2 separate regions of the Homo sapiens genome follow, and region 1 is linked to region 2. Evidence: chromatin loops called from intact Hi-C (ENCODE). Cell type or tissue: tibial artery. All regions are shown on one strand. Each heading gives the region's core, and the rest is flanking DNA. Links, peaks and the distances in the headings are about the cores only.

What was found. A loop is a pair of places that touch in the nucleus more often than their neighbours do. Peaks named below come from ENCODE experiments on the same cell type or tissue, not always from the same donor. Only the 100,000 strongest peaks of a DNase experiment are listed, where the experiment ranks them.
Region 1: a loop joins it to region 2, with 4 times the contacts of the local background. A loop is called at or near these places in 25 of 110 quality-filtered maps.

Annotation. Positions count from the first base shown.
Region 1 is chr5:177,597,350-177,601,285 of GRCh38, forward strand. It overlaps B4GALT7 (beta-1,4-galactosyltransferase 7), which reads left to right and starts at 2,783. Exons shown (of 6, transcript NM_007255.3): 1 at 2,783-2,911. The coding sequence starts at 2,862. RefSeq lists enhancers at 1,936-2,035, 2,236-2,415 and a silencer at 2,596-3,135. In tibial artery, for the core only: a CTCF peak has its summit at 2,891; a DNase peak (open chromatin) is centred at 2,729; H3K4me3 peaks cover 2,138 bases; H3K27ac peaks cover 2,010 bases.
Region 2 is chr5:178,149,166-178,156,928 of GRCh38, forward strand. NHP2 (NHP2 ribonucleoprotein) reads right to left here and starts at 4,720. Exons shown (of 4, transcript NM_017838.4): 1 at 4,493-4,720; 2 at 4,326-4,395; 3 at 1,723-1,828; 4 at 298-673. The coding sequence starts at 4,652. The coding sequence ends at 548. RMND5B (required for meiotic nuclear division 5 homolog B) reads left to right here. Exons shown (of 11, transcript NM_022762.5): 11 at 1-1,403. RefSeq lists an enhancer at 1,787-2,288. In tibial artery, for the core only: no CTCF peak of the experiment used is centred there; DNase peaks (open chromatin) are centred at 4,046, 4,836 and 5,366; H3K4me3 peaks cover 1,957 bases; H3K27ac peaks cover 2,192 bases.

The DNA of each region.
Region 1 (3,936 bases), core at 1,437-3,936, 550 kb before region 2:
TGCAGTGAGCCAAGATCACACCACTACACTCCAACCTGGGCTACAGTGAGACTCTGTCTCAAAAAAAAAAAAAAAAAAAGGCCGGGAGCGGTGGCTCACACCTGTAACCCCAACACTTTGGGAGGCCAAGGCGAGCAGATCACGAGGTCAGGAGATCGAGACCAACCTGGCTAACATGATGAAACCCCATCTCTACAAAAAAAAAAAAAAAAAAAAATACAAAAAATTAGCCAGGCGTGGTGGTGGGCGCCTGTAGTCCCAGCTCCTTGGGAGGCTGAGGCAGGAGAATGGCGTGAACCCAGGAGGCGGAGCTTGCAGTGAGCCGAGATCACTTCACTGCACTCCAGCCTGAGCAACGGAGCAAGTCTCCATGTCAAAAAAAAAAAAAAAAGTATTTTTAAAGAACAGCTTTAAAAGTGCAGAAAAATTGTGAAGACATTTTCCCTATTAGTAACATCATGCATTACTTTATCCAGACTTCCTTAGTTTTTACCTACTGTCCTTTTTCTGTTCCAGGATTCCACATCACATTTAGTCACTGTGTCTCCTTAGGCTCCTTTTGGCTGTGACAGTTTCTTAGACCTTCCTTGTTTTTGATGATTCCTTGACTGTTTTGAGGAGTACAGGTCAGGTATTTTGTACGATTTCTCAGCTAGGATTTGTCTGATGTTTTTCTCATGATTAGACTAGAGTTGTGGGTTTTTGAAAAGAGACCACAGGCTGGGCATGGTGGCTCACGCCTGTAATCGCAGCACTTTGGGAGGCAGAGGCAGGCGGATCACCTGAGGTCAGGAGTTCGAGACCAGCCGCCAACATGGTAAAACCCCGTCTCTACTAAAAATACAAAAATTAGCCAGGCGTGGTGGCAGGCGCCTGTAATCCCAGCTACTCGGAAGGCTGAGACAGGAGAATTGCTTGACCCCGGGAGGCAGAGGTTGCAGTGAGCCGAGATCGTGCCACTGCACTCCAGCCTGACTGACAGAGTGAGACTCTGTCTCAAAAAATAAATAAATAAATAAAATAAAATAAAATAAAAAAGTAGAAAAGAGATCAGAGTTGAAGTGTCATTATCAACATGGCTCTTAGCTGGATATCACATTTAAAAATTAGATAATTTGGGTTTTCATTTGAGATCTGATTTCTTGAGAGTGTGAATCTGACAATCTGAAGTAGAGCTTCATCCTGATATAGTAACAGCTAACCGGATGGAGTGGTCCCCTTTAGATGGGCTGTGCATTGACCACGGTTCTGGGGTAGGATGCAGTGCCCTGGGGGAGTCAACAGGAAGGGGAATGGGTGGATTATATACTTCCAGGTTTACGGGGTAAAGGGGTTACTGGGAATGATTCATTTCCCACCCACGGTGAAGTTCTCTCTGGAGCAGAGTGATTAAGATCATAGATTGTGGGGAAGAACAAAACAAAAACCCCAAACCCATAGATTTGCAACCAAACTACCTGATTTGCCTCTCTGTGCCTCAGTTCTCTCAATTTTAACTTGGGGATAAGCACCTACCGATAAGGACTACGTGAGATAACCCTCATGTAGTAAGAACTATTAACAATGACTGGCACATAATAAGAACTTAATAGATGTTTGCTATCTATTAGGAAACTTAAAAGTTTGCCTGGAAGAGCAGAGGAGGTCAAGTCTAACAATTGCCGCTTTCTTTCCCCAGGTAGGAGGCTAGTAGGAGGGGTGGGGGGGCTGGGGGTGAGGGGGATGGTTAAGTTCCCACGGTGACGGGGCAGATATGGGAACTCAGTCTCCTATTCCCTTCTTCAGTTCTCAGCTCCACCAAAGTACCCTTTTCCTGGATGACAGCTGTCATTTATATGGCGTTGAACTGTGTGCCTAGCGCTGCACAAGTGTTTGCACTTTCTCCTTGAATCCCCACAGCTACCATATAGAATAGGAGCCATTGATATACCCAGGTGAGGAAACAGATGCAGAGATGTGGCTTGGTCAAAACACAGCTGAATTGGCAGAGTCTAGTTTCTTTTTCTTTTTCTTTTCTTTTTTTTTTGACGGAGTCTCGCCCTGTCACCCAGGCTGGAGTGCAGTGGTGCGATCTCGACTCACTGCAAGCTCCGCCTCCTGGGTTCACACCATGCTCCTGCCTCAGCCTCCCGAGTAGCTGGGACTAACAGGCGCCCGCCACCACGCCCGGCTAATTTTTTGTATTTTTAGTAGAGACGGGGTTTCACCGTGTTAGCCAGGATGGTCTCGCTCTCCTGACCTCGTGATCCGCCCGCCTCGGCCTCCCAAAGTGCTGGGATTACAGGCGTGAGCCACCGCGCCCGGCAAGCAGAGTCGGGTTTCAAATTCAGTCAACTTGTCTTCAGGGCTCGGCTCCTAACGCCTGCGCGGGCTGTCAGCTGAACTCAGCGCCGAGCCGTGAGCTTGGCTTTGCCCCTCCAAGCTTGCGCGGAGAACGCGCCGCCTGGGCCGAGACGGGGACCCCGGGACGCTCCCGCCTCCCCTCGGAAAGAGGACGGAGATGCAGATTCTCCCCGAGCGTTGGTTTGGGAGTCTGGACTCTTAGGTCCAGTCCCAGCCCAGTGATTTGTTGGGAGGCCCTGGGCCTCTGGGCTTCAGTTTCTCGGGCTTCCAGGCGGGTCCCGGGGCGGCTAGGAAGGAGCCGCCCAGAGAGGGAGGCGCGCCCGCGCTGCTCGCAAGCAGAACCTTGGAGGCGGCGGCTCCGGGAGCTGGCGGCGCGGCCGGAGCGGCGGACCCGGCGGACCGGGGGGCGGGGCGGACAGGCCTGGGCGGAGCGGGAGGCGGAGGCGCCGCGTAGGCCCGGGAGGCCGGGCCGGCCGGGCTGCGAGCGCCTGCCCCATGCGCCGCCGCCTCTCCGCACGATGTTCCCCTCGCGGAGGAAAGCGGCGCAGCTGCCCTGGGAGGACGGCAGGTGAGCGGCGGCGGTGGGCCCGGGCCCCGTCCTCCCGGGCGCCGCTCCCTTCTCGGCCGCCGGCGGAATCTGGGAACCCGAGGCCATCACGTCTCCATGTCTGCGGGTTTCTGTGAGGGCGTGTGGTTCTCCCTGTGGGTCCCTGGCGCTCTGTTCCGGTTTCTGTCTGTCCCTGTGGGTCTCTGCCTCCCCCGCCCCCTCTCCCTTTCCGCGGCACTCGTCCTTCCCCCAGCACCTTCCCCCCGGCCCGTGGGTCCGTATTTCTCCATTGACTTCCCTTTGTGAGTTTCTGATCCCCTCTTTGCTAGTCTCTCTCGTTATGTGTTTCGTTGTGTCTGTGTTTCTCCACCAGCCTCCCTCTATCTGCATGCGGGTCTCTGACTCCGCTGACCTCTCACCATGGATTTGTGTTTCTCAATTTGTCTCTGATCCCTGAGGACGTGTATTCCGTTTCTCTGGTCTCTGCCTTCCTCATCACATCCATATAGCCTCAGACCCTACCCTTCCTCCTTAACACTTCCCCCCATCCTTCGCAGGCCACCAGCAGAACCCACCAGACAGAAGCTCCGTGCTCTGCCTGGCTGGTCACTGCCTGGCACGTACTAGACACTCCTTATACACGCATTAGTCCATTTCCTGTGCAGCTGTATTGGCCCTACGTGAAAGATGCGAGCTTGGCCCACACCTTAGCTAATTTTGTTTCTCACTAAAGCAGAATGGGGAAAGCGATTTGACTGCCTCCATTCGTGGGGCACTTGAGATGTGTCCCTGTAAGTCTTCTCACAGAACACATGACTGGATCTCCTCCTCGTGAATGACACCTCATTTCCTTCATGTTTCTTAAGTCCGTCAGGTGCCATAAGATTCTGGAATTTAGTGGCCACAACTTGTACTTTTGGGGATTTTTCAGACTTGGTGTTGAAAGGGGAAAACAGGAATATAATAGAAAGCGTGGACTAGCGTTCGACCTGGGCAGGAGTCCTCCGTAATTATGTGAGCAGAGACCCCTGCATCTGTCCGACCGC
Region 2 (7,763 bases), core at 3,277-5,776:
AATGGGGGTGTTCCTGATGTGGGGGCTTTAGGCTTCCATGAAGTGGGTCTGGGCCCCCTGCCTTACCTCACAGCCCCCATCTACCCTGGAAGAGGGAGTTGAAAATGCTGGGATAGCAGCAGGATCAGTTCTCAGCTTGAGCCAAAGCACCCGGCCCTGGGCAGCTGAGCATCAGCACAGAACCCTCTGAGTCCTTTGGGCTCTCTGCTGAGGAAGACTGCTTCACTCTTCCCGCCCACCAACTCGCTGGCCCAACCAGCAGCTGCTGCTTAAGAAAACACCCACAGACTCACCACATTTTAGTCTTAGCATTTACTTTCCCCACCCCACATTCTTGGAACAGCCTTTAGTTCTACAGGAAATGGCACTGATGGACAGAAGACTAGCATTACCTTCATGAAAGGGCTGTTAGAGCTGCCTGGGAAGAAGGCGTGCCTTGGGGAACTGGGAAGATGCCGTCAGTGTGGGTGGGCAGGAGGACAGCCAGTCGTCCTGCTGCCAGCCCAATAGCTTCCAGCGGCAGGTGCCCAGGTGCTACCGGAGCCCCTCATAGGGGTAGGGGCAGGGACTGCACCTCCTCCAGGCACTCATCGTAAGCCTCCTGGTACTCCTCATGGGGCTTGACCATTATCACACAGGTGGGGCGCTTGGAGCCTGCGGCTGCACCCAGGTCCTACAGAGGGGAAAGAAGTGCTGTTTGGAAAAAAGCTGTACAACCTGTATGCCAGGAAGTCACCAACTGATGACCCACCAGCCTAATCTGGCCCACAACCATGTTCTGTTCGGTCCATGTTCTATTTAAAAGCATCTTGAATTGGTTGCCATCATTTAAACTCAATCAGACTTTGAAGGCATGGTCCAGCCACACAGGGCCTACATTCCCACATGGCAACTATGAAAGGGCTCCAGCCCAGCAGGGGCTGTCCCGGTCCCTGCCACCCCCACTTCCTGTGCCTCAGATCTGGCCCCTGTTACGTAAGATAAGGACAGCTACAGGTCCCTCTGAGCCTAAACCCACCTAACCGGACTAACATGGGTGAAGCATCTTAGCTTACAAAGCTCTTTCACATACATCTATCTCTTTATTCTCATAGTCCACAGATAACTGACTATTTGGTTCTTACCATCAGGCCAAACGGTAAGTTCCTTCAGAACAGGGCCTCCTGCTTTATCCCAAGAAGTGATACTGTAGGTACCCAAGATCCACCCCCAGCCTCTATTTTTTTTTTTTGAGACAGGGCCTCACTCTGTCATGCAGTCTGGAGTGTGGTGGTGTATGATCATGGCTCACTGCAGCCTTGAACTCCTGGGTTCAAGTGATCTCCTGCTTTAGCCTCCCAAGTGGCTGGGACTACAGGCATGTGCCACCACACCCAGCTAATTAAAAAAATTTTTTTTGTAGAGATGGAGTCTCACTTTGTTGCGCAGGTTATTCCTGAACTCCTGTCCTCAACTGATCCTCCTGTCTTGGCCTCCCAAAGCACTAGGATTACAGGTGTGAGCCACAGCGCCTGGGCTGGGATTCCCACTTTACAAGATGGGAACTGAAATGCAAGAAGTAACATATCTGTAGTCCCAAAACTAAGAAGATGTGGAGCTGAGAATCCATCCAGGCCTGTCTTAGCTCCAACACTCCTGGCTCTTTCCCACACTCTCCTGCTATGGCAGACTATCCCAGACACCCCAGTGCTGAGCAAGGTCAGGGGGCCACGTGCTCCTTACCGTCTTAGAGGGGATATAGACATAGGGCAAATTTCGGTCCTCACACATGACTGGGAGATGGCAGTATACCTCAATGGGCAGTGTGTCTCCTGCCAAAACCATGATCCTGAAATGAGAGAAAACACTGTCATCTCTGGCTTGCTCCTTCCTTCTTTCAGTTTTAAGTGCTGCCCTGGGCTGGGTCTTAGGGATAGAGACAAAATTGTGTTTGGTGAGCACACTATTTGGGGGTGATCTCTACCTCTTGGCAACATACAGGTGCCACCAAAGTGATGTAGTGCTCGGACAGGTGAAGTACAGGATGGGTGCCAAGGTGTATGAGCTCAGCTCTCTTTGGAGAGTCAAAAAAGGGTTCAACCAGGAGGTGACACTTGAACAGCACGCTGATGGATGACTGTGTGGCAGGCAGCCCACGGAGGGGCTGGGGCGGGGGAGAGCATGTGGTGTGAGAATCAGAACGGCACCAGACACAGCCGAGAGACTGGCAGGGGACACCCCCAAGACCTTGAGTACCAGGCTAAGAAGCATGGGCTCTGTCCCAAGAGTGACAGTGAGGCAATGAAAGCTTGCCAGAGACTCAGCCAGGGTTCCTAGCTGGCCAGGTGTCAAGGCTGGGGGGCAAGGGCCTCAGGAGCCTAAGACACAGAAGGAAAAGTCTGCTCTCCCATGCTGGATAACAGGCGGACACACAAGGACAGAGCCCTCGGCTGAAAGAATGCTTCCGCACTCCTAGTGCTCCTCTGGGCCCTCTGCTGGCTCCCCTTCTGTTAAGCGCCTTTCACTGTGAGTGTTCCTCACAGCCTTGTCCTCGGCTGCCCTCTCCTCTCAGGACCTTCTTCCTGGCTGACCGGAGCCACTGCCATGGGGTCAGGTGCCATCTATGTGCTGAAAACTCCCAGATGTACTATCTCCAGCCTGGCCCTCTCTCTTCCATGCTCCAAACCCCTATAGCCATCTGCCTGTTTGACAGTTCTCCTGGTGTGGGGCGGGGTGGAAGTCATGTGTCTCTACAGCACCTCAAAAACTTACCCAGACCCAAATTTGTGATCTTTCTACACAAATCTGGTCCCCCTCCACTGTTCACATCTCAAGATTGGGCCCTCTGTCCCTCCAGCTGGGCATGTCAGAACCTAGAAGTCGTCAATACCTCCCCATTCTCCACATCTGAAAGTCCTTTCAAATCTGTCCCCTTTAACTCTGTCTCCACCATCACCTCTCCAGGACTACAGTAGTCTACTACCTGAACTTTCCCAAACCTACTCGTACCTCTCTAATCCTTTCTTCAATTGTCAGAAAAATCTTAGGGTGTAAAAAATAATAAAAATTATGTCACTTCCTGGCTTTAACCCCTAATAGCCTCCAAAGTGCTGAGTATAAAAACTAAATTTACTGTGTCCTACAAGGCCCCCTAAGAAGGTAGCACTTCTGCTCACCAGACCCTCTCCTGCCCAGAGGCCCACTCTTTCTTCTGGCAGAATCCTCCCACCCACCCCCCAATTAATCCCTGTGTCTTAAGACCTCAGCTCAAATGTGACTGCTGAGGGAAACTTCCCCAGATGCGCCCTCCCCAGCTAGGTTAGATGCCGTTGAGCATCAAGTCTGCCCAACATTATTGATCTCTTGAGCACCTACAGTTTCACTTCTTGGGATAAAGCAAGGAGGCCCTGTTCTGAAGGAGCTTACCATCTGGCCTGAGAGGGTGATAAAGGGAAGAAAAATGTAAACAAGGTTCAAACTTTGATAAATGCCATTAAGAAAAGTGGGGTGATGAAGTTATCATTGCACTCTGTTATTTTCCTTCATGGCTATCTATCACAACGTGTAATTAGTTGTGTGTGTGTCATTATCTGATGAATGAATGTCACTGTTTCCCCCATAACACAGTGCCTGAAAAAGAGTACATTCAATTGTTAAGGCTGCCAGGCGCGGTGGCTCATGCCTGTAATCCCAACGCTTCGGGAGGCTGAGGCAGGAGGATTCCTTGAGCCCAGGAGTTCAAGACCAGCCCGGGCAACATGGCGAGACTCCTCTGTCTCTGCAAAACAACAATAACAACAGCCAGGCGTGGCGCAAGCCGGTGGTCTCAGCTATTCGGGAGGCTGAGGTGGGAGGATCGCTTGAGCCCAGGGGGACGAGGCTGCAGCGAGCTGTGATCGCACCACCGCACTCCAACCTGGGTGAGAGCTAGACCCATCTCAAAAACAAACAAAAACGTTAACGTTCAGTTCCTTAAATACAGAGCCGGAGAGGGGTCATCCCTAGGACTGAGATTCAGGGCTGAGAGGATTAGGGCGGGGGCCGGAGGTAATCTGAGGCAAGGAGCGGAGCCCGGGGAGGAGGGTCCCTGAATTAATGAAGGTGGGTTTACTCTAAGGGACTTTGCTTACACAATTCGCTTCACTTTGGAATTCACTTTGAGCTGGTATACGTGGTGTACCGGTATTGTCGTACCGGTATTGTACCAAAGGGACTTTACCGACTGCTTGATTGGCTTCTGTATATGGGGCTAGGTCAGAGTTAACCTTTTTACTGCGCGCCTACTAAGTAGAGATTTCTCCGTTAACGTTTAGAAATGCAAAATCCAGAGGAAGGAAGGTTCTTACCCTTTTTCTCCTTTGTTGACAAATTTCTGAACCTCTTTCACCCCGCGCCGAATCTGCTTCTGCTTCACCGCTGCAACGACAGAAGAGTCGGTCGGGGGCCTCGCTCAGCCACCCGCGCACCCATCCCACCCGCGCACCCATCCCGGCCACGCCGCCGTCCGCCTCACCTTTCTTGATGCATTTGTAGAGCTTCCGCGTGAGGCGGCGAGAAGCCAGGGGCTGCGCGATGGGGTTCTGGTTGACCAGCAGCTCCTGGTAGGTGCGCTCCCCGGAACACGCCTCCGCCTGAGCCTCGGGCCCGTCGGGATCTGCCTTTATTTTGGTCATCGCAGCGGCCGCTGAAACCTAGTCCCAGGGAGGCGAGCCCACGCGGTCCACAGCTTTAGGCATCACTTCCAGGTCATCAGCTGCGCGAGAAGCCGCCGTACAACACGGCCAATCAGGAAAGGAAGTCTCCGACTCAGCCCAATCGTTGACGCCCAGCTTCGTAACTACGGAGAGCGGAGAGGGGCGGAGTCATGGTCCTTAAGGCGGGGCCATCCCCGGACCAAGGGACTGGGCGGAACCGATTAGGGCGGAGCGGAGGGAATGTGAGGCAAGGGGCGGAGCCCTGGGAATCGGGGCCGGAGAGGGCGGGGCTCTGGGTGCTGGAAAGGCTGCCTCGTTTTTTTTCTTTTTTGAGGCAGAGTTTCGCTCTTATTGCCCAGGCTGGGGTACAGTGGCGCAATCTCGACTCACTGCAACCTCCGCCTCCCGGGTTCAAGCGATTCTCCTACTTCAGCCTCCCGAGTAGCTGGGATTGCAGGCATGCGCCACCACGCCCAGATAATTTTGTATTTTTACTAGAGACAGGGGTTCTCCATGTTGGTCAGGCTGGTCTTGAACTCCTGACCTCAGGCGATCCGCCCGCCTCGGCCTCCCAAAGTGCTGGGATTACAGGCGTGAGCCACCGCGCCCGGCCTAAGGCTGCCTCCTTTCTTGCATAATTTTTCTTTGTTTTCTGACCCCTGGACCCGGCTGCGCAGGTGTGAAAGATACAGAGCAAGGGATGACCCCACTGACCTGCGTCTGCACCGCTTTTCCACAGATAGCGTGTGGCTCACTCTCATCCCGCAGGGTTCCGTTTCAGTGTTTCCCATGGGAGAGGTTTCCCTGGTGATTTTATCTAAAATTGCCGTCCCCTCTCTCTCCAAACCAGCATCCCTTCACCCGCTATTTTCCCGCAGTTCTTACCATTGCCTGACGCTACACATGCAGAGGGCCTAGCCGAGAAGCCAGCCGGGGCTGAGGGAAGGACGGCTCCAGCGAAGCCGGGAACAGCGGAGGGAAGGCTTTGGGGACTGAGCTCCCTGCCGTGCAGGGTGAGAGCTATGAGGAGCTACCCTTTGGACGGGTCTGTAGAAGGTAAAGGGACAGAGCTGCCAGGGCGTGGGGGGCGGTGGCAGGCCGAGATCCAGTGGATCTTGGTATCTCTGATTAGCCTCTTCCACTATATTTTGGAACTCTGGATGGATATTAATTAGATAATCGCTGCAAATTACTAATTTGTAATACTAATTACCTTTGATCCTGATGTGGCAGGCCTGCCATTTTTGTGTTGCTGGAACAGGCCAGTAAGTAGAAACTTAGAAGTGTTCCGGTAGTTGTGGGTGGGAACACAGGTCAGTTAAACCAACTTAAAAATTGGCCTTTCCCGGGTGTGGTGACTCGTGCCTGTGGTTCCAGCTACCCGGGAGGCTGAGAGGGGGCTCGCTTGAGCCCAGAAGTTAGAGGCTTCAGTGAGCCATGACTGCACCTGTGAATAGCCACTGCACTCCAGTCTGGGCCACCCAGGAAAATCTTGTCTCTAAAACAAAACAACAACAACAAAAACCTTGTAACTCTGAACTAAAGTGCAATAAATTTTGTTTTGCATTAAATAAAAACAAATAGGCTGGGCGCGGTGCCTGTAATCCCAGCACTTTGGGAGGCCGAGGCGGGCAGATCATGAGGTCAGGAGATCGAGACCATCCTGGCTAACACGGTGAAACCCCCGTCTCTACTAAAAATCACTCTGTCCAGCAGAGTGATGGAGAATTTCACTCCTGAGAACCCAGTTCAAACAAATTCAAACAAATGGGCTCGCTTGACTGACCTCACTCAGAGCCTCGGTTGTGAAGTCCCTTCAGCTCTTACATGGAAGGAAAAAGAAAGTTAACATTTATGTGGCGAGCATATTATATACAATATCTCATTCAGTGCTCACCAAAAAATACCTCTATGGTAAAGGTAAAGACTTTACCATCCTTTTACCAGGAATATATAACTTTATATTCACAATTTACTGACACACATAAAGATGAATAGTTTGGTACAGCTCACACAAAGCTGGATTTGAACCCAGGTCCACTTGTCTCCAAGCCCAGACTTTACCCATACCTGTGATTTGACATTTGACTTCAGCTCAAAAGGATACGTAAATAGTGAAAGTGTAGGAACCTCAGCTTGGCCCAGGTCACACGTGTCTGCATTTTGAGCCATAAGACAATGAAGTGCTGAGAACAAATATGTCTTCAGAAAACCACAGTGTTTTCTTTTTCTTTTTTTTTCTTTTTTTTTTTTTTGAGATGGAGTCTCGCACTTTGGCCCAGGCTGGAGTGCAGTGGCACCATCTCGGCTCACTGCAAGCTCCGCCTCCCAGGTTCACGCCATTCTCCTGCCTCAGCCTGCCAAGTAGCTGGGACTACAGGTGCCCACCACCACATCCGGCTAATTTTTTGTATTTTTAGTAGAGACGGGGTTTCACTAGGGTTTCACCGTGTTAGCCAGGATGGTCTCGATCTCCTGACCTCATGTTCTGCCCGCCTCGGCCTCCCAAAGTGCTGGGATTACAGGCATGAGCCACCGCGCCCGGCCCCCTTTTTTTTTTAAGACAGAGTCTCCCTTTGTCACCCAGGCTGTGGCATGATCTCAGCTCACTGCAATATCTGCCTCCCAGATTCAAGTGATCCTACTGCCTCAGCCTCCCAAGTAGCTGGGATTACAGGCACCCGCCACCATGCCCAGCTAATTTTTGTACTTTTAGGAGAGATAGGGTTTTACCATGTTGGCCAGGCTGGCCTCGAACTCCTGACCTCAAGTGATCCACTCGCCTTGGCCTCCCAAAGTGTTGGGATTACAGATGTAAGCCACCGCACCTGGCCTGTTTTCTTTTTTTGTTGTTAACACACTGTGTATTTCTTATCTTTTTTTTTTTTTGAGACGGAGTCTCGCTCTGTCACCCAGGCTGGAGTATAGTGGCCCCATCTTGGCTCACTGCAAGCTCTGCCTCCTGGAATCACGCCATTCTCCTGCCTCAGCCTCCCGAGTAGCTGGGACTACTGGTGCCTGCCACTACACCTAGCTAATTTTTGTTGGTTTGTTTGTTTGTTTGAGACAGAGTCTCACTCTGTCGCCCAG